Regions from separate parts of the Homo sapiens genome. Here regions 1, 3 and 4 are each linked to region 2. The links are chromatin loops, found by intact Hi-C in ENCODE. Cell type or tissue: B cell. All regions are shown on one strand. Region 1 overlaps ADGRG1 (adhesion G protein-coupled receptor G1). Region 2 holds the start of TRL-CAG2-1 (tRNA-Leu (anticodon CAG) 2-1). Region 3 overlaps NLRC5 (NLR family CARD domain containing 5). Region 4 holds the start of CIAPIN1 (cytokine induced apoptosis inhibitor 1).

Region 1 (5,000 bases), 350 kb before region 2:
CTGTAATCCTAGCACTTGGATTACACTCCTCCCCTCCTCAGACACCTTCACTGGCTCCCCAGTGCCTGTGAGCAAAGCCCAGTCTTCATGATCTGATATTGTGAGCCCAGTCCACTTTGCATTTTGCCTTCCCTGCCTCTAGACCACTGCCCAGTTGTTCCCTCCGCCTGGAAGTTGCCTTACTGTGGAAGGAGAAGGTGAAGCTGGCGGCACTGGGCAGGCTGATGTTCTGAGGGCTCCACCAGGAGGTGACAGAAGTGGCTAACAGCGGGGGGCCCTGAGCCAGGCTCTCCTCCTGGTGCTGGAAGCAGAGGAGGCTAGAGGCTTTGTCACTCAGCAAGAAGTCACGCTTGCCATAGAGAAGATGTAATCTCCCAGCATGTCGGTTCCAGTAGAGGCAGAAGTGGTAGAGGCCCCTGGGGTCAGGGAAGGATCGGGAAGCAGGGTGGGCTGCAGGGAAAGGGGCATGGACTGTGAGGGCCTCTTCGGAGTTCTCGATGGAGATGCGCAGGTCTGGTGTGGGTTTGTAGTGGAGGCTGCTCCTGTGTGTCTGGTTCCGCTGGCTGCAGAAGCGAAAGTCTTCCCTGTGGCCCCTGCCGTGGGCACCTGAGGAGGCAGAGGCTGCAGATGGGACCCCGTGGCAGGGGCTGACCAGAGGCATGGAAGGGGACAGGACCTAGGCTGAGTACATGTGAACCTGGAGCCTGAGATTCACACACATTCCAAGGGTCTACAAAAATGTGTTAGTCTTTCCCACTCAAAACTTATCAGCATCAAACTATAAAAAGAGGAAACTGAGGCCGGGCGCGGTGGCTCACGCCTGTAATCCCAGCACTTTGGGAGGCTGAGGCGGGCGGATCACGAGGTCAGGAGATCGAGACCATCCCGGCTAAAACGGTGAAACCCCGTCTCTACTAAAAATACAAAAAATTAGCCGGGCATAGTGGCGGGCGCCTGTAGTCCCAGCTACTTGGGAGGCTGAGGCAGGAGAATGGCGTGAACCCGGGAGGCGGAGCTTGCAGTGAGCCGAGATCCCGCCACTGCACTCCAGCCTGGGCGACAGAGCAAGACTCCGTCTCAAAAAAAAAAAAAAAAAGAGGAAACTGAAAACGAATAGTAATTTCAAGGGGAAAACATATTTTTAACAGCAATGAAGTATTTAATGAGGCCATGGCTGACATAGACGGTTGTGCAGGTGGTACACTGCACAAGAATGCTCTGGCTGCAGAGGTGAGTGGGGCCAGTACCCCATCCATATTCCATACCCTAAGCTGTGCACTGCAGGGCTGCACCTGCCAGAAGGAAGGAGTGTCTTTTGCTTTTCTCCAAGGTACCCTCCACTAGCCGAGCTGTAACTGCCTAAAGGAGTTAGCATGTGTGCTGGCAGCCACCCTAGGCACAGGGGCATTTTAACGTAAGTTCCAACAGCCCAGGGCACCCCTGGGAAGACCTGCCTTGGACCAGGAAGAGCAGACTCAGCAGGAACAGTGTCGTCTGCAGCAGCGACTGGGGAGTCATTTTCCTCCGACGGAGTCACTCTTGGAAGTCACCACCTGGAAGAGACCAGGAGTGTTAGCTGGGAGTGTGGACTGTGTGGTGGTTGGGCTGGCCCTGCAGAAGAGGAGGCCAGTGTGGCATGGATGTGGGAGGTGAGGTGGGGAAGCAAGTGTGGAAAAAGCCCATGGACCTCCCCAGAGCGGCCAGAGGCCGCTCCCCAAGAGGCAGTGAGGCCAGGCGTGGTGACTTATGTCTGTAATCCCAGCGCTTTGGGAGGCTGAGAAAGGAGGATCGCTTGAGCACAGGAATTCAGACCAGCCTGGGCAACACAGTGAGACCCTATCTCTACAATAAATAAACAAAATTAGCCAGGCATGGCGGTGTATGCCTGTGGTCCCAGCTACTAGGGAGGCTGAGGTGGAAGGATCACTTGAGCCCAGGAGGTCGAGGCTGCAGTGAGCTATAACTGCGCCACTGCACTCCAGCCTGGGTGACAGAGTGAGACCCTGCTTTAAAAAAAAAAAGGCGGGGGAGTGGCTGTCCAGAGTCCAGCTGAGTTCCAGTCTCAGTTCCACCTTTTGCCCGCTGCAGGACCTTGTGTAAGTCACTCAAAATCGGGCTAATCGTAGTACCTCCCTCCTGAACCCAGAGTGACGGGATTATCTTATCTAGAATCTGGCATGAGGGTTCTACCTGGAACCGTCACCACCTTGCCCCTCCAGGCCCGGAGGGAACACAGAAAAAAGGGGGCTCCCAGAGTTCTCCCCAGCTACCTCCCTATCATCATTCCTGAGACCTAGCTCAGAGGACACCTCCTCCAGGAAGCCCTCCTCAACTCCCTCCAGAGTCAGTCCCAGCCTCCTTTGGTTCACACCACTGGCCAAAGCCCCTCCCCACCCCCAGTAGCCTCCTCCAGGTAGTGGGAGACGTGCATTCCCTCCTCCTTGGTCAGCCAGGGAGCACCTGATCCATCTCTGTGGGCAGGCCCTGGCTGTACAGAGGTTGCTGGATAAAGGCTGTGGGGATGGACAGTGAAGGAACTAAAGGATCAATGCATCCGCGACGCCCTCTACAGGAGCCAGAGGGGAAGGGCGCTTCCTATCATGACCGCCAGGGGGAGCCAGTACCCAGGGTCCAGAGCATCTGGAACAGCAAAGGGACCACGGTTTCTGCTGGGGACAAGGACTCGGTATTGCCCCGCCCTGGCAAGGATGGAGCAAATCTGACCCCCTAAGCTCTCTATTAGCTGAGCGGCTACTATCTGCCAGCCTCTGTGTTGACCCATCCCACCCCTGCATCTGCATTGATTCCCACTCCAACCCTCTGAAGTGGGCACTGCTGTTGACCCATTGCACAGATGGAGAACCTGAGGCCCATGGAGTTAAATGACTTGCCCAAAAATGCTCCCGAGGCCAGGGGCTTTCCCTGCCTGGTCAGGACTATAGTGCCTGGCAGGGAACCTGTGGCCCTGGCACTTGTAGACTTGCCAGAAGGCTTGGCCCTCCCTATGGCCAGCCGGCCCTGTGGCAGAGCTGGGTGCTCACAGACACAGACAGAACCTCATCCTGCGTGGCGCGGCAGCTGGCCACAGTGACAGAGGCAGTCATCGGCCACAAGCCGGAGAACACACGTGGAGTCTGAGTTTAAGAGAAACCAAGGAGGACTTTCAGGAAGAGGTGGCTTTTGAACCAAATCATTGAGAGCAGCATTAAAAGAAGGGGTGTCCCAGGCAGGAGCTCAATGTCTCCTTCCTGGGCCAGTCCTCCCTCAAATAAACCTGGCCCCTTCGACTGAGAGCCAGTTCCCTGCGTCCCACCATGTGGAATGGAACCCCAATTTCTCAGGCCTTGTCAGTTCAGTCGTAGGTCAAATAGGCACATCATCTTGCCCTGGTGGCATCACAGAGCCCTTTGAGAAGAAGGATGTGAAAGTGTTTTAGGGAAGGGCACCATTTCCCAGGTTGTGATTTGTAAGCATTTTGATTCCTTTTGAAACTGCCTCCTGCCACCTCTGACCACTGGAAGGAAACCCAACATCCGGGGACAGGGACATGTCCCTTCCGGACCCCCTCTTTCCTTCTGTTTCCTGTCAGTCTCTGTTGCTGTCCCCCTCTGATTGTCAGTTCAAATGCCACTTCCTCCAAGCAGCCCCTCACTGCTACCACCACTCCCTACCTGTAAACTCGAAGCTGACAAATCATTTGGAGAATTTGGATCCAAGGCCCAAAGAGGGCCAGTGACCTCCTGAGGTCACATAGCAAGCAAGGAAGGAACTGGCCAGAATCCATGCATCTCCCTGGCTTACTGACCTTCAAAGTGAGCCTTCACTGTCAGTAGGCATGGCTGAAGGACAAAGCAGAACCACCGTGTCACTTCAGCCCTCCTGGATTGGCCCTTGAGAGTAAAGGAGGGGAGTACAGGTAGAGAGCTCCCCATCATTGGAAGGAAACAAGTGAAGCGACAACATGGGGTTCCACGGAAGAAATCCAGACACACACAAGGGACCAACTGTCCCTGCCACTTCCTGAGTCATCCCCACTCCACCTCAGCTGTTTGAACAACTACTCCAAGGTGGACAGCCCTGGCTCCATTAACATGCTTGAGGCTTGAGGGGAGGGGCTGGCTGGCTTCCTTTAACCCATGGGGTAGACTCTAGAGCCAGACTGCCTGGGTTCAAATCCTGACTCCCTCACTAGCTGTGTGTCCTTGGGCTAGTTACTCACCTTCTCTGGGCCTCGCTTTCCTCACTAGTAAAGAAGAATAAAGAAGTCAACCTCACTCAAAGGTCATTGTGAGAATTAAATGAATTGATACCTGTAAACGGCTTAGAGGCAGGTGCCATCAGTCTCAGCTAAGTATCTCTGTACTTTCTAAACAGCTCATGCCTGCCCCTAACTCAGCCCCCTGGGCCTGTCACAGGCCCCTCCTCCCTGTTTCCCCCTCTTCCCGTACGGCCCCCAGCAACCAGCTCACCCACCAGAGCACCTTGAGGGGAAATTCTTAGAGCATGAAGCTTCCTTTCCGGGAGAGTGCAATGGAAGGTTAAACCCCACCCAGAAAACTTCCCTCCTCCAGAAGCCCGTTGGGACAGGAGAGCTGGGCTGGGGACAAGAAAGTTGCCACACAGATTGGGCAGGGGGACACTGTCACGCTTGTCCACTTAGCGCCCCTCCTTCATCCCTGCCTATGCCACCCCTCCAGGTCTGCCCCACGCACACACACCTGCCACCTGCCCACCCACCCACCCAGGCGCCAGGGATGTAGCATGAGTCTCCGCACAGACCCCTGGGACCTGACCTGTCTCTGCCTCTGGAGCCGCAGATCCCCAGCGCTACAGGGCCTCAGCCATCAGGCGCTCAGTACCAACCACGGCCCCACAGGCAAGGGCCCTGCCTCTGCTCACACAGAGCCAGAGGGAGTGGCTGAGCAGGGGGCATTCTAGCAACACCCCCGCAATGATAATGTTAGTGGTGACATCCACGTTATCACACCAAACCCTCAGAA
Region 2 (5,000 bases):
TATAAAAATTAGCCAAGTGTGGTGGTGCACACCTGTAGTCCCAAATACTTGGGAGGCTGAGGCAGGGATTGCTTGAGACCAGGAGATTGTCTGCAGTAAGCCAAGATTGTGCCACTGGACTCCAACCTGGGCCACAGGGCTGGACCCTGTGTCAAAACAACAACAACAACAAACAAAAACACAGCAGTTACTCCATCACAGAAGAAAATCCAAACTCCTTTCCCTGGCACTCCAGCCCTGTGTGATATGGCCTGAACCTTCCCATCACCTTACCCCTGCCACACTGGCCTTGCTGTCCCTCCAACAGACTATATTTCTCTCTGCCTCAGAGCCTTTGCACTGGCTATGTCTTTTATCTGAAATGCTGCCACCTGCAGCTTTGATCTTGCTTGTGTTTCTCCTTTTGAACTCAGTGTCAGCTCCTCACAGAGGCCCTCCCTAACCACCCTGCCTAGGAGAGCCCCAATCACTCTTGATCACTGTTAAAAGGGTATTTTTTTTTTTTTGAGATGGAGTCTCACTCTGTTACCCAGGCTGGAGTGCAATGGTGTGATCTCAGCTCACTGCAACCTCTGCCTCTCGGGTTCAAGCAATTCTCCTTCCTCAGCCTCCTTAGTAGCTGGGATTACAGGCAAGTGCCATGACGCCTGGCTAATTTTTGTATTTTTAGTAGAGACGGGGTTTCACCATGTTGTCGAGGCTGGTCTTGAACTTCTGACCTTGTGATCTGCCCACCTCAGCCTCCCAAAGTGCTGGGATTACAGGCATGAGTCACCTCGCCTGGCCAAAAGGATAATTTTTAAGATAAAATCATAATTCTCATATAAATATAAAATGAACACGTCAAAGATTTTATTTTAGTCATTAATTAATGGGAGGACCTGTTCAATGTTATAGCCAATTCAAAAGAGAATTCAAAGACACACATATATTGGCAATCAGGAATGCTGAAATGAATTTATAAGCAGATTGCAAAATTGGTCAATATCCACAGGGCAATGATCAATTGCATTCTACCCTAACAAAATTCACCTGTATTTCTGTGGACAAGAATTATTTGGACATAAAAGTAATGAAAGGTGCAAGCCCTTATAGAATCAGATCCAGCTATCTTTTTTGCCTGTTTTAAAGTCTTTCATGAGTTTCTTGATGCATCCTCTACCCAGCATTTAACAACACCTGGATGTATTTGTCCACCTGTTTCTTATCCTTCTCCCTTCGCTCCATGCCTGAATGTATCTTGAGAGTGGAAATTCTGTTTTGTTCACAGCATCTAGAAGAGTGGCACATAGCAAGTGCTTAATAAATGTTTGTTGACTTTCTTTCCAGCTTCCAGGGCAATTTGTATTTTAGAAGAGGACACAAAAGAGTTTAGTGCTAAACCTAAAGGAAAGAATTCTGGCAGTCAATGAGGAGAGGACATTTGGGACAGGGAAAGAGGAGGATTTCATTGTCTTTCAGATAACCAGGACCTCTGCCCACCCCCATGGGGCTGCATCCCAAGCTCCAAGCATCTCAAGGGAATCTAATCCAAGGGTGGTAAGTGCTGCTGTTCTCTGGCCGAGGCCGCTCTGTGATACCATCTCAGACAAGTCCGAGGGCACTAAGAGGTTAATGTGACCCCACTGCTCACACCTTCTAGGCCTGACCCCTGGACTCCAAAGTTGGCTCAGAGATGTTCGAGGGTCTTGGACCCTCTCTTCTAGTGCCTGTGTACAGAGAGGGGCAGCAGCTGCCATTGTAGGAATATGAGTCATTAATGAGGGAATTCATTAATTAATGTGTAATTGTTACACACCAGGTCAGCGGCCCAGCCCCCTGAGATCCTAGAAATCCTTCTGGAGAAGGGCACCCTCTCGGTACCGAGGTCTTCTGGTCCCTGGAAACAGCCTGTGCGCGGCGTGCGTAAGCCTAGAGGGGGTGGAAGGGAAGAGAGGAAGATGCCGCGGGGGCCAGGAAAAGAGAGATGAGTCACGAAATGAGGGGATGCAGGAAGGAGGAAGCGAGGGAAGAATGAATCCATGGGATCTTCCCTGCGTACCTACTGTGTGCCGGGTACGGTTTGGGCACTGGGGACATAGGAATAGGGCGGGTCTGGCTGTGCAGCTGCAGGCCTCGTTCTATCCCGGAGCCTGAGTAAATGAATTATAACACATATACAAATGTGAAGCTGCAGCTGGGGCGAGTATTCGGAAGGAGAGCGCGGTAAGAGTGCCAGGCGGCCTTGCAATACCTGGGCTTTACCTAGATTGGGCGCCAGCCCACGGAAATGTCTGCGAATCAGTGCAGGTATACGGACTTGATTGCATTGTGCACAAGGGAAATGCAAGGTTGCTTGCAGATTTCAGGAATCAAAGCTGACATGATAGTACATGTATGAATGCAGAATGAATACAGGCTGGAGGCACGAATGCATGTGTATTGAAGTAACAGTCTTCGGTCTCGGCCTTCTCTAGTAGGCCTTGCGCACCCTCTGGCGTCGCCTAGGTGCATCGCGCTGACCTTCCTTGTCCCATCTCTCCACGCCCATTGGAGCAAGTGAGTGTATCTCGCTCCACCCAACGCCGGGCGGACAACTAGGAGTGGGTCTTCGCTGCCCACTACGCATGCGCATATTGCAGAACTTGTGAAGAGGCTTTATGCGCCACACACTGCAAGCAGTCAGGATGGCCGAGCGGTCTAAGGCGCTGCGTTCAGGTCGCAGTCTCCCCTGGAGGCGTGGGTTCGAATCCCACTTCTGACAGAGCTCAATTACTTTTCCTCATCAACACCGCAGATCAGTGAGGTTATGATGTCTTGTGTGTATGTGTTCTGTGTATATGTTCTTATAATCTTTTTTTATTCTTTTACAGATCAATGAGGTTATGATGTCTTGTGCGTATATGTTCGCATAATCTTAATTGTTTTACAAAACGAGTATTTTCTTATTAACGAGCATTTTCTTTTTTAAAAAAGAATCTCGCTCTGTCGCCTAAGCTGGAGTGTGGTGGCGACATCCTCCCGCCTCAACCTCCTCCGAAGTTGGGAGTTCAGAATCACACGACCACGTCCTGTCAGACTTTTTCTTCCCCACAGACATTCATTTAGACTTTGGATTGTGTGTAAAACGTACGGTCCTCTGTGTTTGAGGGCCTCTCTTGGTGTGCGGTCGTCGAAGATTTCTCTTCTGAAATACCGGAAAAGAGCGCTTGTCAGAAGTGGGATTCGAACCCACGCCTCCAGGGGAGACTGCGACCTGAACGCAGCGCCTTAGACCGCTCGGCCATCCTGACTTCCTAGGAGAGACTATTTTGGGGTCTGATGTAGTTCCTCTCATGCTTCAACGACGCTCGGGACTCAGAACCCAGAGGCGGTGTCCCGGGCAGTTCCGAGTCCGGCCTGCAGCTTAGGTTATCCACAACCAAACCCATCCGGTGCAGCGAGACTCACTGCTGTGGTCAAACTGGCGCTTTCAACTGAATACACAGATAATTTAAATGGAAAATCAGTTTCCCTTACCATCAACAGAAATAAACACAATGAAAACGAAATAACGTTGCTAAATTCTAGCTGCCTGCCCAGGCTCTGAGCCTCAAGTGGTGGTATTATGAACTATTACTAATACCGGTCGGATGTTTCGGGCTGTGAATGGGGCACTGGCGGAGTAGGGGGCGGGGTTTGGAGAATTATTGTTGGAAGGAGGACGCTCTATAAGGTTTTTGTCATCCGCTCCTCAGGACGGGAGGCCTTGGGTTGGGAGATCCCACTCTGCAAATGATTACCTAGGGCCTCATTCAGAAAGAGTTGGCTTTTAGACCTTTCTAATAAGCTGATCAAGGGAAAAAGTTGGAGATTGTTAAGCTTGGGGAAGAGAATTATTATCTGTCTACAAAAGCCTGATATACAAGGGGTTGGGATTGTGTCTGCCTGTCCTTTTTGCTCCAAGAACTGGGGCCCGAGGTGGGGGTGCAGTGGGTGAATAGTTACAGAGGATGGGTTTGGGAGAAGAAAGAGTTTGCTGGAAAGGAAACAGGGTGACTGTATTGGTAGTGATATCCCTGTCGCTGGAGGCATTCAAGACGAGGATCGATGGTCACTTGGTGGAAATGCTGCCAAGGAGATTCAAGAGTTTCTATTGCTGCTGTAACACATAACTACAAATTTGGTGGCTTAAAACCATCCCATTTATTTATCTTACAGTTCTGGAGGTCATAAGTCTAAAATGGGTCACAGGGTTACATTCCGTCTGGAGGCCAGAAGGGAGAATCCATTGCCTTTCCTCTTCCAGCTGCTGGAGACCACCCACATTCTTTGGCTCCTCAGTCCACACCACTCCAAACTTTGCTCTGTCTTCACATCACCTTCTCTGACTCTGACCCTCCTGCCTAACCTCTTTATAACAACCCTTGTGATTACACTGGGCCTGTCTGATAACCCAGGGTCATCACCCCATCTCCAAATCCATTATTATTATTATTGTTATTATTTTGAGAAGTAGTCTCACTCTGTTGCCCAGGCTGGAGTGCAGTGGCACGAACTCGGCTCACTGCAACCTCCGAATCCTGGGTTCAAGCAATTCTCCTGCCTCATCCTCAGCCTCCTGAGTAGCTGGGACTACAGGCACACACCACCATGCCTGGCTAATTTTTGTATTTTTAGTAGAGACGGGGTTTCGCCATGTTGACCAGACTGGTCTTGAACTCATGACCTCAAGTGATCCACCCGCCTCCCAAAGTGCTGGGATTACAGGTGTGAGCCAATGCGCCCGGCCCAAAGCCTTAATTTAACCACAGCTGCAAACTCTCTTTTAACCATTTAAAGTAACAGAGCCACAGGTTCCAGAGATTAGGATATGATGAGGAGACTCATTATTCTACCAGTGCCCTAAAGCACAATTTGATTTGGAAGATTCCATCCAGGGGTAATTTTCTATAATATCTTTGGTCTGAAACCAACTTTCCCCACCACTTCGCTGTTCAGTCTCCCCAAAACTGCTCTGAGTTCACCTCCCCCCTCATCAC
Region 3 (5,000 bases), 220 kb after region 2:
GTTTGATTCCTGGTGCCACCAGTTACCAGCTTTGTACCTTTGGAAAAGTTAGGAAAAGTCTCTGGAGTTAGTGTCCCTCTCTGGGGAGGGAGGGTCATGGGATCCTCAGGACAAAATAAGGGGTGCAGGTGCAGGTGCAAAGGCTTGCCCAGCCTCTCCAAGAGACGGCATACTCCAGACCAGTGGGTCTCCACTGCGGCTGCACACTAGAATCACTCAGGGAGCTTTCTAAATACTCTTTTTTTCCCCCAAGACAGGGTCTTGCTCTGTCCTCCAGGCTGGAGTGCAGTGGCATGATCTTGGCTCACCGCAGCCTCCACCTTCTAGACTCAAGGGATCCTCCTACTTCAGCACCCCACCCCACCCCTACCCCCCGCCCCGAGTAGCTGGGACTACAGGTGCATGCTACCACGCCCGGCTAATTTTTGTGTTTTTTTGTAGAGACGAGGTTTCGCCATTTTGCCCAGGCTGGTCTCAAACTCCTGAGCTCAGGTGATCCTCCTGCCTCAGCCTCCCAAAGTGCTGGGATTATAAGCGTGAGCCACTGCACTCAGCCCAAATACTCCTTTTAAAAATAGTGATTTTTAAAAGCTTCCCAGGTGACTCTAATGTGCAGTCAGGGTTGCGATCCACTCATCTACAGTCTTGCTAAGCTAAGTATGGCCCAGCAACATGGCCATCACTTGGGGGCTTCTTAGAAATGCAGAATCCCAGGTGTCTGGGGCTGTCTGGAAGGGCTGGAGAAGTCTGGGTATCCTGCCCCAGACTTGCTGAACCAGAATCTGCATGGTGACAGGATCCTGACACCCTTACAATTTATGTAACTGCAGTTTTACAGCTTGGGAACCACTGGCTGGACAGATGTGTGTTTAGGGGAAGGATAGAGGAGGCAATTTGACAGCACCTGAGGCATGTGAAGGAGGCGAAGGGGGAGTCTGTGACTTCCATCAGAAAGATGGACATTCAGACACAATGGACTTTGGGGACTTGCGGGGGAAGAGTGGGAGAGGGGCGAGGGATAAAAGATTACAAATATGGTGCAGTGTATACTGCTCGGGCGCTGGGTGCACCAAAATCTCATGAATCACCACTAAAGAACTTACTCATGTAACCAAACACCACCTATATCCCAATAACTTATGGAAAAATAAAATAATAATAATAAATAAAACTAAAAAAGAAAGATGAACGTTCAATTTGTACAATTATAAGACTGAGGCCAAGAGACAAAGTAGTAAAAGGAGATTCTCCCCATCTTGCAGATAGACGCGGGTACTTACCAGCCTGATCGCATTCTCAGTGCGATGGCTCACATGCAGAGACGGGGAGCTTCCATTGGATCTTACTGCTTGCCACCCCATAACCTTGCTTTTCTTTGAATTTTATTTGTTTTCATGTATATATTTAAACTGAGCCTACTTTGGGGAGGAAGGGGGCAGGGAGGCTGTACTCCATCCGTGCTGGATAGAAAAACAGGCCGGGCATGGTGGCTTATGCCTGTAATCCCAGCACTTTGGGAGGCCAAGGCACGTGGATCACTTGAGGTCAGGAGTTTGAGACCAGCCTGGCCAACATAGTGAAACTCCGTCTCTACTAAAAATACAAAAATTAGCCAGGTGTGGTGGCGAACATCTGTAATCCCAGCTACTCAGGAGGCTGACGCAGGAGAATTGCTTGAACCCGGGAGGCAGAGGTTGCAGTGAGCCCAAATTGCAGCACTGCACTCCAGCCTGGGTGACAGAGCAAGACTCCGTCTCAAAAAAAAGAAAAAGAAAAAGAAAAATCAAAAAACGGTTAAGGCCTCCAAGCAGGCAGGTGGCAAGAGAGGAAGTTTCTTAATAAAATGAACAAGGCAATTTCACACCAACTTGATGTAGGCCCAGCCAGCTCTGCAGTGCCGCAATACTATGGTTTATTTCAGGGAAGCTGCTGAAAGTTTCTTGGAGTGTAGAATTTGGGCAGATATGAAGGGGGGAAAAGGCGAAGAGAGAAGTAAAATGGCTAAGCAGCAAATGAAAATAGTGTCCTTGAGCTCCGGGGTCCCCTGTCCCCCATGGCCAGGTGCCTCTGCTGGTATCCTCTGCTCCTTCCTCGGCCTTGGCTCCCCTGCCAAGCTATTTCCAGGCTTTGAGGGATTCATCCTTCATTCTTGGGCAAGGAGAGGAGGCAATGCAACCCCTCTAGTGTGAAGGTGATCTTGGGCACACTGAAGGCCAAGGTCAACTCGGCATCATGTCCCAGGAAAGGGAGACAGAATTTCGGACCCAGGGTTGCCTGGTAAACTTCTTGGATCCTCTTCCTGCCTACTTTTTCCCCCATGAGCAGGCTGACGGGCCCATTTGGTGCTAGGTGTGCCCTGACCCTGGCCCGGTAAGGGTGGCCCTGTGTGAAGTATGGGTGCTTGGCACTTGGCTGGAGGACTTTCTCCTCATGCTTGGCAGGGGGCCAGGAACAACCTGGAGGGCTGCAAAGGTCAAGGCCAAGCCACCCAGGTGATGTCACTGGTAGGCTGGGACATCCCAAGCTACTAGGCCGGGTGGGAACAGGCCCCAGCATCGCCTCCTAACTTCCTTCTGGGTCCCACAGTGGAGGAAGTTATCTCATGAATCGCCAGTGGGCTAGCCTGCCCTCCAGTGGTGCTCAGCTGTAACTGCACCACCCTCCCGACTTGGTTTTTCACAATGGGGTGGGAGGCTCCCCCTAAGATCAACTTGTTTTAACTACACGAGGGAGACAGGATGCTGATCTGTCATTTTGGGCATCTCTTCACGTCATATGATATTCGGCTATAAAAAGAGAGGAGAGCTAGGATAACTCGTTTTTGTTTTTTGTTTTTTTTGCCGGTAACTTTGCTCGTCTTGCTTTCCTGACCTCTCCAACAGTCTTAATGTGTGTCTGTGTGTTGTGGGGGTGGCTGCTAACCCACATACCTCAAAGACAGGTAGCAAAGGGTTAAGTCACATTCTATTCCATGCCTGTCTGACTTCCAAAGCCATGTTCCTCTGGTACAACATACCCATGCAAACTCTCTAGGCCAGGGTCAAAGAGCAGCAAAAAGTGGGGTCAGGTGGGGTGTCAAGACAATGGGGAGTGGTGGGGACTGCAGCAAGCTGAGGCATGTGTGCACATCTAAAAGGCACAGTCATGTGACTCTTCAGTGGGAGTGCTGGATTAGCACTTAAAAGCAAGCAGAATCTGAATTTTTATGTAAAATTCCCAATTTTGAATACTGACAATGAATTCAGAAAGTAGTTTCAATGTTATGCAAGTCAAACAAAAAATGTTTCTAACATGCTGAGCTTCTATAACACCCTCACGTTGCAGGCGAGGTCTGGAGAGAGGAGGTAACTTGCCCATGGCCACGTGACTAGAGACAAGTCCTGAGCTGGGAACCCATGTCTCCTGACTCCCAGGCCAGTGCTCCACTCAGCACACCTCTCTGTTGTTTGCGCTGCTGTCCAGTCCTTACGGCAGGGGGTGAACCACCTCTGACTTCAGTGGGGTAAGAGGAAACATTGGATTCACGCTAGACGTGGAATACCATTGTGTTTATTGATCAAGCCTGGCTTCGAGTGTGACAGAGCCATTCTTGGTTCTCCTTGGAAGTAACAAGAACACTGGGTAACATGTGAAGTGCATGGAGACTCACCTGAATCCCACCAAAGTAGTAGCTGGACCCAGTAGCCTAGCTTATTGTCTTGGCAGTGCCCCCTACCCAGTACCATTAGACCTGGCTTTGTCCCTTACATAGGACAGACTGGGCTTCTCCACTCCCGCCAGGCTGGCCCTACCTCCACCTGTCCTTGGAAGCTAGTATGTAAGTAAGGGAGGAGTCATCAAGTTTATAGATGGGTAGGCTGAGGATTGAGGCAGGAGGGGACTTAATGGCTGAGTCCCTGGCTTGTTCCAGAGCCCTGGCCCTTGAGCCCCTGGACTGGTCAGTGCATGGACACTCTCCCCTCCCAGCTCGGGCGGAAGACTTTTCCTGACTTAGCTGCTCCATACACACAATCTATAAATATGTATTTGCTTTAAAAATTAATAAATTAGATCTTGGGCCAGCCTGAGGTCATCTGGCCAGCCATGAGTCCTGTGACATGGACATTTGTCATGTGTCATATATAGACCAACAATCATGTATCCTGCTACTTGGGATGCCAGCACCCATGCCACAGAACACGTGCCACACTGACTTTCATGTAACGCCACATGTCAAGGGGTCACACTGCCACATATAACCGTACGTGTCATGCATTGTCATGACACCCTCATTGTGTGTCGCATGTCCCCAATTGATCACACATATCCCACGTAATGCAGGGTACTCCTTTGTCCAGACCCAGCTCCTGGTTCCCAAAAAAGTTCTCCCTGAGGACTGCAGCAGGACACACGTATCCTTCCTCCTGGGTGGAGTGCAGAGCGCCCTGCCGAGGCTCTTCTTTCCTGAGTCAATTATCCCAGTGGGCGAAAGGTGGATCATTTGGGTGCATCACTTGGCTGGATTCCAAAGGTCTTGAGGGGGCCATCAAGTACCCCAAGGGGCCTGGGGCTGGTTGTCAAAGAAGGCAAAGTCCAGCCTGGGCTCCTGGCTCTTCAGGTGCTGGGCCATGTCGCAGGGAATGGGGTTATTCCAGAGGCTGTGGGGCACAGATATAGGCACTCATTCATCCTCCCATCTTTGCCATCTGTCGTATCTGCAGATTGGGAGGCTGAGGCCCAAAAAGGTAGAGCTGTGCCTAGAGTTACCTGGCAGAGGCAGGTGTTAGACCAGCATAGCTGACCTAGGGAGAGGGTGTACCCCACACCTGCCTCCTGAGTCCTCCAACTCAACCTTCCTCCCTGGGAGATAGTGATGCCAGCTAAGGCCACACTCATATGACACATTTGTGCAAATAAGGAAAAGACCCTCTTTCTTCAAGATGTTTTACTTCCATCTGTCTGAAATTGTCATAATATATGATTTTGGTAGAACAAGGTACTTTACTCTCATCTGCTAGAAA
Region 4 (5,000 bases), 150 kb before region 2:
TTTTTAGTAGAGACGGAGTTTCGCCATGTTGGCCAGGCTGGTCTCAAACTCCTGACCTCAAGTGATCGCCCGTCTTGGCCTCCCAAAGTGCTAGGATTACAGGCGTGAGCCATCATGCCCAGCCTATTATAAAAATTTTCAAACACGCAAATTGAAAGAATTATGGAATGAACACCTGTATATCTGCCACTAGGTTCAACACATCTGTCATGTTCTTCATTCATCCATCTTGATTTTCAGTGCATTTGTTGCAGATATCAGTATTATTCACCTCTAAACATTTTAGCATCAAAGACTTCTACGTTCACTGTTTTGTTATTCAGATGCCATTTACACACAATGAAATGCATAAATCTTAAGTGTACCATTCTATGAGTTTTGACAAATGTATACACTTGCACAACCTAAACCCAATCTAAACAGAGAACATTACTGTCACCCCAGAAAGTTCCCTTATGCCTTTTCAGTCATTCCCCATTCATACTGTTCTGAATTTTTCACTCTAGGTTAGTTTTTGCTTGTCTTAGTTTTGCCTGTCCTAAGATTTCATCTATATGTACATGTTTCAGTAAAGCTTCTTTCACTTAGGACTATATATGTGTGTGTATATATATATATTTATTTATTTTAAGTTTAAATAGAGACAGAGTCTTGCTATGTTGCCCAAGATGGTCTTGAACTCCTCGGCTCAAGCAACCCTCCCACCTCAGCTTCCCAAAGTGCTGGGATTACAGGTGTGAGCCACCACACCTGGACCACTTAGTATATTTTTGAGATTGATCCATATTTTTATGCCTATCAGTATATCTGGCAAAGATTCTCTCCTTGATCAGGCTCTAACCAGGCTCCTCTGAGCCCTCTTCTTATCTAGGCCTCAACCTTGGCCTATAAAGACTTGAACACACACTAACATAAGCATCACTCAGGGCCACATCCCTTAAGATAACCCTACCCCCCTTTAAAGTGCCTGCCTGAGAAAACTCAAGGCTGTCAAAAAAAATTTTACTGTTTGTTCAGGCTAACACTTAAGAAGGATAGGGCTTGTCTCCCTGTGGGAAAACAGAATCCTAACTTTGTTAACTGCCAGCTAGCAGACCAATCTTATTTATAATTATTCACTATCCTGACTCTACTGAGTCCCCACCTGCCTTCCTCCCTCCTCCCTCATTTTTTCTTTGAAACACCCAGTGACTTCTGCATGCTCTAAACTCAAGGTTGGGCTCCGTTCATGCTAGACTCTTTTCCCTATTGCAATAGTTATTACTGATTAAAAATGGTCCTTATCACTTTAGTGTCCAGCTTTCTCTTTGACTGATTTTTAGTTTTTATTGCAGAATAGTATTCCATAAAAAAAATACTATTCTGTTGCTAGACAACTGGACTGTTTCTGTGTTTGGCTACTATGAATAAAATTGCTATGAATATACTTGTACTAACTTTTTTGTAGACACATACCTTCATTTCTCTTGGTGGATTTGCGGGGTCATAGACATTACTTTTACTACACATCTTTAGTTTGGAATTTTGTATAAATACAACAAAAGGGGGCTAGGCGGTGGCTCATACCTGTAATCCCAACACTTTGGGAGGCTGAGGCAGGCAGATAACTTGAGGTCAGGAGTTTTGGACTAGCCTGGCCAACATGGTGAAACCCCGTCTACTAAAAATAAAAAATTAGCTGGGCATGGTGGCACAACCCCAGCTACTAGGAAGGCTGAGGCAGGAGAATCACTTGAACCCAGGAGGTAGAGGCTGCAGTGAGCCGAGATTGTACCACTGCACTCCAGCCTGGGTGACAGAGTGAGACTCTGTCTCAACAACAAAATTAAGCCAAGTAGGGTGGCACGCACTTGTAGTCCCAGCTCCTTGGGAGGCTGAGGAGCCAGACCCTGTCTCAGAAAAAAAAAAAAAAGAAAAAAAAGAAACAGAATAGTATGTGCCAAAATATCAATATTTTAATACATGTACTGAAAGATACGGCACAAATATCCGCAAAACTTTGAAAAGGAAGGAGCAGATGCAAAGTATGACTGTAGTACCACTGAGGGTCATGAGAAGATTTTAGGTGAAATACAGGTGAACGTTTCATCAGTTATGTATGTATGCTAAAGTGTTAATGCATACGTTCTAATTAAGGAAGGCGATATTAGTTTTCCATTTATGACAATGATATAAAGTTTCCTCTTTAAGAACTCCTATTTAAAAATAAAAATACTGAGTACATAGTGGCAAAGGTGGTAAGAGAGTATCACAGAATTCGTGAAGTGGTGAGGAAACGGCTGGCTTTCGGGAAACAATGGACTAGGCTCTCTGTGGCCGTGTCCACCTGTCCTTCCAGTGGACTTGGCAATGGACTTGAGAATGGGTCTGCGACTGCCAGTTCTGTAACCAACAGGCTCAGGCTGCGTGACTTTCGTACCCCGAGCCCTCTCTGAGGCTCTGCCAACTCCATGAAATGGGGGTGACAGGCCCTGCCCCGCTGCATCTGCCCCTCACAGACAGCGGAGCAGGGCCGAAGCTAGCCAGGCGGCTCGCCCGAGCCCGCGCCGATGCCCTTCACCTCACCTTGCTCGTGGGCCGCCCCAACGGCCTCTTCCCCCCACCGTCGAACCCAGCTGAAGCCGGCCTCGCGCCCCCTCCGCGCTCCCCGCCTCTCCCCGGCTTGGCAGCCCCCTCACCGGGCAGGCATCGCAGCTGCAGGAGCCTCCAGCCCGCCCGGCCAAGCGCACCAGATACCGCCGCCGCCGCCATTTTGGAAGCGGGCACGTCGCCCACGGCGACGCGACCGGTAGCTACGGGACCACGGCCCTAAGGAGGGCGGAAGTCGTCGCTCCGTGGAGCCTCCTCCTCTCGCGAGAGGCGCAAGGCGTGGAGTCGACGGCTGGAGAGAAGCCGGGAGCGAGCCCAGGCGGCAGGTGAGAGTGGTGGGGGCCAGCTGAGCGCCAGAGCTCCCTCAACTGTCCCCTCCCGGCCCACCCTCGTTCCCACATCCTCTCATTTTCTCTTCCCACCCCGTTCCTCGATGGGAACGCAGCCACGGCCGCCCCGCTGAAAGCCCCGGCTGGTTTATTCCTGAGAAGTCGGTGTGAGGGGCCAGGGCCGGCCCTAACCTCCCTGGGGTCCTGACTGGGAATTTCTGCCGTTCCCCGGCTGCCTCGTCCCTTGCGCAGCCGGCCCTACTCTGAGGCCCCGGGGACACCACGCTGAGGAGAAACGGCTCCGAGCTTGGGATCGGGGAGACCTGGTTCTGAGACCCGGTCCTACCAGTAGCCAATCGTTGTGACCTTGGGCCTCAGTCCCCGTGACGTTTTGGTCCCTGGGGGTTCCTGGCAGCAAAGCACGAAAGCCTTGGAGTCGGGGGGTACCTGAGCTCACGATTGTAATTTCGAACCTGCAACTTGTCCGAACCCCCAGCGTGTTGAGTTGATATAATTAAGTATCCAGATCGGAAGGATGCTTGTTACTAGAACAGACAGCTAGGCCTTTGTCCAGAAGGATTGATTGAGTGGGTCTGGGTGTGGTCCAGGAATCTCATTTTAACCACTCCCTCGGGTGATTTGTAGGATCTGCAAGTTCGGGAAAGGCTGGTGCCCTTCATTCTGACATTACTGAGTGCCAAGCTCTGGATGGCTCAAGGAGGTCACGGTCTAGCCACTAACAGAGCACTTCACGGGGGTGTCATCAGAGAAGGCTTAGTAGGAAGAAGTAAACGGTTTTTGGGCTAAGAGTAACTGACGACAAGAGCATGTGATTCTGTCGATTTTGTGTTTGCAGTCAGACCCCATCATTGTGTCTGTTAAAGTTGTGCTTTGCACACCCCTTGTCAAATCTAGTCTTTTCAGAATATCCGGCTCCCCCCTGCACGGGTGCGGGGAAGACCTCCTAAGCCAAAACTTACCCCAAAGGTTAAAATTTTAGATCCATATTTCTGGTTTTAGGTAAAACACTCCTCTCCATAAGGATTTGTTTCTGAGTTCTATCCATCCATCTTTGAATGAGCCTTTCCTGTGGAAACTAACATTTGGGTATCCTTTCTGAAACCCTAATTCCTGACACACGCCAAATGCCTGGAGACGTTCCTGTTTCATTGTTGATTCTCACTTTTTAAAAAAAATTCTGGGCCAGGCTCATGCCTGTAATCCCAGCACTTTGGGAGGCTGCGGCGTGTGGATCACTTGAGCTCAGGAGTTCGAGACCAGCCTGGGCAACATGGCGAAACCGCATCTCTACAAAGAATACAAAAATTAGCTGGGTGTGGTGGTGGGTGCCTGTAATCCCAGCTATTTGGGAGGCTGAGGCGGGAGAATCGCTTGAACCCCGGAGTCGGAGGTTGCAGTGAGCCAAGATTGTGCCATTGCACTCCAGCCTGGGCAACAGAGCAAGACTCTGCCAAAAAAAAAAAAAAAAAAAAAAAAAAAAAAACCTCTAAGGTCTTAGTCTAAGTGTCTAGACAGAGCGTTCTCTTGAGGGCAGGGAACAAGTGTCTTCTTGTCTGTCTCCCGTGTAGGGACAGGCACATAGTAGGTTTCTTAGGTCTCATTTGCAGGTTGTAATTGTGCCTTCCTACCATTCTGCTAAAGCTGGCAGGGAAACTGAGGCCCAGAGAGGGGCAATGGCTGACTTGGATTGCACAGCAGGCTGGTTAGGCCCACTTGGTACTGGTCACCCAGAGGCCAGGCAGTGACATGTATGTGCACAAGAGCTTCAGTTAGTTAATTTTATGTTTTTAATTTAATTTTTTTTTATTTTGAGATGGAGTCTCACTCTGTCTCCCTGGCTGGAGTGCAGTGGCAAGATCTTGGTCCACTACAACGTCCGCCTCCTGAGTTCAAGCAATTCTGCCTACCTCAGTCTACCAAGTAGCTGGGATTACAGGTGCACGCCACCATGCCCAGCTAATCTTTGTATTTTTAGTAGAGACGGGTTTTCTCCATGTTGGCCAGGCTGGTCTTGAACTCCTGACCTCAGGTGATCCACTTGCTTCAGCCTCCCAAAGTGTG

What was found. Hi-C counts contacts between places; a loop is a spot of excess contacts. Peaks named below come from ENCODE experiments on the same cell type or tissue, not always from the same donor. Only the 100,000 strongest peaks of a DNase experiment are listed, where the experiment ranks them.
Region 1: it touches region 2 in a loop (33-fold over the local background); 6 of 110 quality-filtered maps call a loop at or near these places.
Region 3: a loop joins it to region 2, with 5 times the contacts of the local background. A loop is called at or near these places in 41 of 110 quality-filtered maps.
Region 4: it touches region 2 in a loop (11-fold over the local background); 12 of 110 quality-filtered maps call a loop at or near these places.

What each region holds. Positions count from the first base shown.
Region 1 is chr16:57,646,806-57,651,805 of GRCh38, reverse strand. ADGRG1 (adhesion G protein-coupled receptor G1) reads right to left here. Exons shown (of 14, transcript NM_201525.4): 2 at 1,455-1,553; 3 at 184-606. The coding sequence starts at 1,518. Among named protein-coding and RNA genes, the nearest start is that of ADGRG3, 19 kb to the left of the region's middle. RefSeq lists a silencer at 202-602. In B cell, CTCF peaks have their summits at 2,382 and 2,581 (motif pointing right); DNase peaks (open chromatin) are centred at 2,595 and 3,435; H3K27ac peaks cover 1,206 bases.
Region 2 is chr16:57,298,223-57,303,222 of GRCh38, reverse strand. TRL-CAG2-1 (tRNA-Leu (anticodon CAG) 2-1) reads right to left here and starts at 3,272; the gene lies at 3,190-3,272. TRL-CAG2-2 (tRNA-Leu (anticodon CAG) 2-2) reads left to right here and starts at 2,661; the gene lies at 2,661-2,743. RefSeq lists silencers at 2,629-2,798, 3,089-3,298 and enhancers at 2,949-3,008, 3,419-3,548. In B cell, CTCF peaks have their summits at 2,268, 2,467 and 3,534; DNase peaks (open chromatin) are centred at 2,552 and 3,252; H3K4me3 peaks cover 1,744 bases; H3K27ac peaks cover 1,411 bases.
Region 3 is chr16:57,082,054-57,087,053 of GRCh38, reverse strand. NLRC5 (NLR family CARD domain containing 5) reads right to left here. Exons shown (of 49, transcript NM_001384950.1): 49 at 3,534-4,637. The coding sequence ends at 4,526. Among named protein-coding and RNA genes, the nearest start is that of CPNE2, 8.0 kb to the left of the region's middle. RefSeq lists an enhancer at 2,392-2,521. In B cell, CTCF peaks have their summits at 2,437 and 2,646 (motif pointing left); a DNase peak (open chromatin) is centred at 2,623.
Region 4 is chr16:57,445,257-57,450,256 of GRCh38, reverse strand. It overlaps CIAPIN1 (cytokine induced apoptosis inhibitor 1), which reads left to right and starts at 2,872. Exons shown (of 9, transcript NM_020313.4): 1 at 2,872-2,915. It overlaps COQ9 (coenzyme Q9), which reads right to left and starts at 2,778. Exons shown (of 9, transcript NM_020312.4): 1 at 2,679-2,778. The coding sequence starts at 2,751. RefSeq lists an enhancer at 2,666-2,960. In B cell, no CTCF peak of the experiment used is centred here; a DNase peak (open chromatin) is centred at 2,806; H3K4me3 peaks cover 1,805 bases; H3K27ac peaks cover 1,664 bases.